Regions from separate parts of the Homo sapiens genome. Here region 1 is linked to region 2. Evidence: read pairs that join two places in POLR2A ChIA-PET (ENCODE). Cell type or tissue: IMR-90. All regions are shown on one strand.

Region 1 (2,500 bases), 330 kb before region 2:
TCTCATTGTATTTCTGTACTGTACTATGTTAATGTCCTAAATATTATATTCTGGTTAACTACTTTTTTTGCTTGTTAATACTGGTTAACTGTTTCTCTTATTTAACTCTTTCACTGAGTTTTTAGTTTAATAATGATATATTTCTTTTCTAGGAGTTCACCTCTCCTTCAGGTTGGACTGGACATTCCAAATATTTTATTTTTCTTTGCTTGTCTTAGCAATTCCGTCTTTTATTTCTTTAAACATTTCTTATTCCTTGACGACAGAATAAGACAACTCAATATTAGTGGTCCTGCTTGAGGGGCTGGTCTGAACAATTTGTTCATTATTTGCGCTATCTCTCTGCAGTGTTGGCTTTCTTCCCGGTATGCACAGTGATCTTTGCTTGTATGCGTAGACTTGATGTTAATTTGTGGAATAATTCTGGATCTAAATGTATGATTCTTTTCTCCCAAGAGGATTGGAGTTATTTCTGCCTGGAACCAGGAAACTCCATTAACTTCACACTATCAGTAGTCTAGACTCAAGGTGGGAGTCTCAAGCTCACTGCAGTCTTTTATTTGACTGGACGTTTTCCCCATTTTTTCTCTGTCCTTTTTGTACTCATATTTGCCTTTATCTTTTTATGTGGCACTTTCACTGCAGAATTATTTTTCTTTCAAAACTTGCTATATGATGGTTGTTGTTGAGAATTCTAAAACAGAAAGCAGTGCTGTAAAATCGTAGGTATTTGGTGTATAAAAATGCAAAAGGGAAAATAGTTTTGTTTTAAAATAAAGATTTAAGGAGTACATTTTTAGAAAGAAGCAGCAAAAAAGCTATCATGTCAAACATTATGATTAACTATAAGCAAAATGTACTGCATACGGATCTATTCTCATTGTGTAAAGATCCAGGGAAATCCTCAGTCTATATTAAAGTGTAGACCAGAACTTTCAATTTAGTTATTAGAAGGCACTGTTTTCTTTTATGGAGAAAAGACTATACACTATGGTGTGAAATGGATTGAATTTTGAAATCTTTAAAGAACTAACCAAATTTTATGTTATTTTTTCTCCATGCGTGTTACCTTTGAAACTTCAAGGGCTTGTTCCAGCTGTATGAATTTGTGGCAGTATTTTACATTAGCCTAGCTTTAAGTTGCCAGCACAGTAGTGGAGTTTGGTGGATGGTCTTTTCTTTAAAGACAAAGTCTTCTAATGTGGGCTTGGATAAGAGTCCTAAAACGGGATGATACAAGTCAAATGAGGAAAGGCATAAATTTGTCTGTTGTTTTCCCTTTGACACAGGGTCTCACTCGGTTACCCAGGCTAGAGTGCAGTAGCGCCATCATTGCTCCCTGCAGCCGTGACCTCCTGGGCTCAAACCATTCCCCCACGTCAACTTTCCTAGTAGCTGGGACTACAGGCGCTTGCCACCACACCTGGCCAGTTTTTTTTTTTTTTTTTTTTTCTGGTAGAGATAGGGTCCCACTGTGTTACCCAGGCTGGTTTTAAAGTCTCAGACTCAAGCAATCCTCCCGCCTCGGCCTCCCAAAATGCTGGGATTACAGGTGTGAGCCACCACGCCTGGCCAAATTTGTCTTTTTAAAATTCTTAAAAATGAGTGTTTTTTACTTAAAATTTTAAAGTGTTTTTACACTTAAAAATTAAGACATGTGGCTGGGCATGGTGGCTCGTGCCTATAATCTCAGCACTTTTGGAGGCCGAGGCAGGAGGATCACTTGAGGTCAGGAGACCAGCCTGGCCAACATGGTGAAACCCTGTCTCTACTAAAACAAATAAAAATTAGCTGGGTGTGGTGGCATGTGCCTGTAATCCCAGCTACTCAGGAGACTGAGGTCAGGAGAATCGCTTGAACCTGGGAGGTGGAGGTTGCAGTGAGCAGAGATCGCGTCACTGCACTGCAGCCTGGGTGACAGAGTGAGACTCCATCTCAAAAAAATAAAAAGCTTCACATTAATGGGTTAATGAGAAACACCATGTCACAATGCTGAAATATAAAAATGAGACCAATTCCAGTATTTATGAGGGGATTGTTTACAAAGAGCTATGATATACTGGACAGATGATACATTTGCTGTTGAGGAGACTAACTGTTCTGTTATAATTTCCTCTTTTTTTTTGGAGACAGGTCTCACTCTGTCACCCAGGCTGGAGTGCAGTGCCACAATCATGGCTCACTGCAGCCTTGACCTCCCAGGCTAAGGTGCTCTTTCTACCTCAGCCTCCTGAGTAGCTAGGGCTACAGGCGGGTGCCACCATGCCCAGCTAATTATTGTGTATTTTATAGAAATGGGGTTTTGCTATGTTGTCCTGGCTAGTCTTGAACTCCTGGGCTCAAGCTATCTGCCTGCCTTGGCCTCCTGAAATGCTAGGATTACAGGCACGAGCCACTGAACCTGGCCTTTGTTCTAATTTTCTCTTTTTCTTTTTTTTGTCTTTTTTTTGAGACAGAGTCTCACTCTGTCGCCCAGGCTGGAGTGCAGTGGTGGGATCTT
Region 2 (2,500 bases):
TCCCAGCTCCTCCCGCTCCTTTCTTTTCCTTTTTCAGCACCTAGAGATTTAGAGGATGGGGAGTGGAGTAGGTAGCCTCTCAAAGTCTCTTGGGTCTTTCATTTTCTAATCGATGTATGACTAAGCATCCTACCAGCTGAGTCTTGTAGATTTCAAATACTGTTTCTTAATCACATGAGAAGAAAGCTCATTGCTTTCATACTCTGATCACAATCTCTTTGTTTCACAGTAGATTTCGCTCAGATACCAGGATGCCTTCCCCTGTGGCTGTCTCGGAACACAGGTCCTGGATTTTCTAAGGTCTATTTCACTGAACAAGCTCACCAACATTCAATTTTTTTTTTATTCTCTGAAAAAATTTTTAATTAAAAAAAAAGTGAAAATATGTAAATCACATCCATACACTCTGAATGCAGCCTGCTATTCTGAGCGGCTAAGCCAAGTAGAAAATATCTTAGGGAACAAAGGCTCACGGTCACTAAGTCCTGTTGGCCACCTTTATTGAATCAAAGACATACACAGTCTTGTCGTAGCCAGCCTGTTTCTCCCCTGGGTTGGTACATAGCCCTCAGACCCTTGGTTAGTCTGTCCATGATTATTACTATTTTTTTTCCAGTTGGCAAAACAAATCTAATTGGAAAACTCATTGATGGAAGATGTTTTATGGTTAGAAAAGTCTTTTTTGTTTTTTAAGGATGGAGGTTAGCCGCCCTTGTCAGGAGGCCTTGTATTTTAATGACTTCGGCTCACCCAGACACACGCTGACTGGGGGAGAAACTGTTCAAAAGAGCCAGCAGTCCACCTCAGTGATTGTGTGGGGTTCTTTTCCACTCACTTCAGAAGCAGCCCCGTTACCTTTTATTGTCTCACAGAATAACCATAGCAACGGTGCATAATTAGCTAGAGCTCCTGGTAAATCGGTTTTATTATTGTATTTGAGAGGCCGACTTTTGCTGTTTCTGCACAGTGGCAACACTTTCATAGATGTTTTATTTTCTTCTTTGATAACTTTAGCACTTACACAAGTGAAAGATTACTCAGAGGAAGTATTTTGCCAAGAATGAATGAAACAAAAGTGTTTTCTCCTAATGGCAGAGGGAACCCAACCAGCCCATAATGATTTAGTTTTCTTCTCTAGTGAAACTAGGTGGTATGTGGGGGAAGCCGTGGAGGTGGCCTGTTACCCTGAGTAACTGTCCCATGAACTGGCTGGAAACATGAACAGCTTTACGCTTCGGTACATTTTTTGTTTTCAGGCTTCCTTGTGGCTGTTTTCTTGTTTTTCTCTTCTTTACTATGGACCGTGTGTTTTCAAGTCCTAAAGTGTCTTTCACCTCTGCCTCTGCCAGCAGCCAGGGGAAGCAGTCTCAGCACAGTGAAATGTGCTGTGTGTTGATGTCATCAGAAGTCATCCACCTCAGTGAAAACAGCTGCCAGTGCATTTTAGGAGGCAAGATAGTAGGGAATTGGGAAGCAAAAATAGTGCCTACCATAGACTTTAGGCTTTATCTGATTATCACAGAAAAAGCCACATGCCCTCACTCAGCAAACACTTACTGAACAGCAGCCAAATACTAGCCACATTGTTTGCTGTGGGGAACACATGTAAAATTGGGTACACAGTCCCTAATATCCTCACCTTTATGGGGTTCCCCTGATGGGGAGAAACTTACTTGCCCCTTACCTCTACCACTGCCCTCCTCTTACTGAGTGGATGTGTCAGGGCCACAGGAGTCCCAAAGAAGGACCCTTAAGCTTGCCGAGGGCAGAGACAGTAGAATAGAATAACTTTCACAGAAATGAAACAGTGTGTCCAAAGACAGAGAAGCATGGGGCCCTGAGCCAGGCAAGTATGACCAGGCCCTGCAACTGATGCCGTCTGAGCAGAGCACGGGGCAGGCTTCTGGCCAGGTTATGTAGGTCTAGCCTGGGGAGTGGGGATGTCATCTTGAAGGCAGTAGGTTGCTGGAAAATTACAAGCAAGGGCATATGATCATGTAGAGTCTTATAATAAGAGGGCTTTTAGAGAGCTTTCTTCCAGTGGTACTGTGGGAAATAGGTTGGAGGTACAGCATTTATTGCAGTGCTTTGCAGAGGTGAGGGCCTGCCCCATAGGGTAAGGATCAAGAAGAAAGGCTGAAGGGCTTCAAGGTACATGCAGGAGGAATCCTGGACACGGTGGGGAAATGTCTACAGTGCCTTTAGGTTTCTGGCCAATGTAACTGGGTGCATGGGCATGGTGGTGCCTTTTATGGAATGTAGGAAGGACAGCAATGAAGAAGGAAGGCTTTCAGTTCAATTTAGGACAGGTTGATTTGAAGGGCCTCTGAGACAGGGACTTTGTGATGCCTGCTGGGGAAATGCACTTACAGGCCTGAGCTGGAGCAGATGTGAGCATCTCCTGCAGACACTGAAGCCAGGGGTGTGGGCACAAAGGCCCAGGGAACAGGAGTGGAGAGGAGAAGGCCCAGTGCCAAACCTTAGGGCATCGTAGTTGAGC

What was found. ChIA-PET counts read pairs that join two places held together with the same protein. Peaks named below come from ENCODE experiments on the same cell type or tissue, not always from the same donor. Only the 100,000 strongest peaks of a DNase experiment are listed, where the experiment ranks them.
Region 1: POLR2A ChIA-PET joins it to region 2 with 10 read pairs; 2 of 35 experiments call an interaction of 5 or more read pairs at or near these places.

Annotation. Positions count from the first base shown.
Region 1 is chr9:6,837,966-6,840,465 of GRCh38, forward strand. All of the region lies in intron 4 of KDM4C (lysine demethylase 4C), which reads left to right. Among named protein-coding and RNA genes, the nearest start is that of KDM4C, 81 kb to the left of the region's middle. In IMR-90, no CTCF peak of the experiment used is centred here; no DNase peak of the experiment used is centred here.
Region 2 is chr9:7,171,476-7,173,975 of GRCh38, forward strand. The region is part of intron 21 of KDM4C (lysine demethylase 4C); the gene reads left to right. Among named protein-coding and RNA genes, the nearest start is that of KDM4C, 410 kb to the left of the region's middle. In IMR-90, no CTCF peak of the experiment used is centred here; a DNase peak (open chromatin) is centred at 1,396.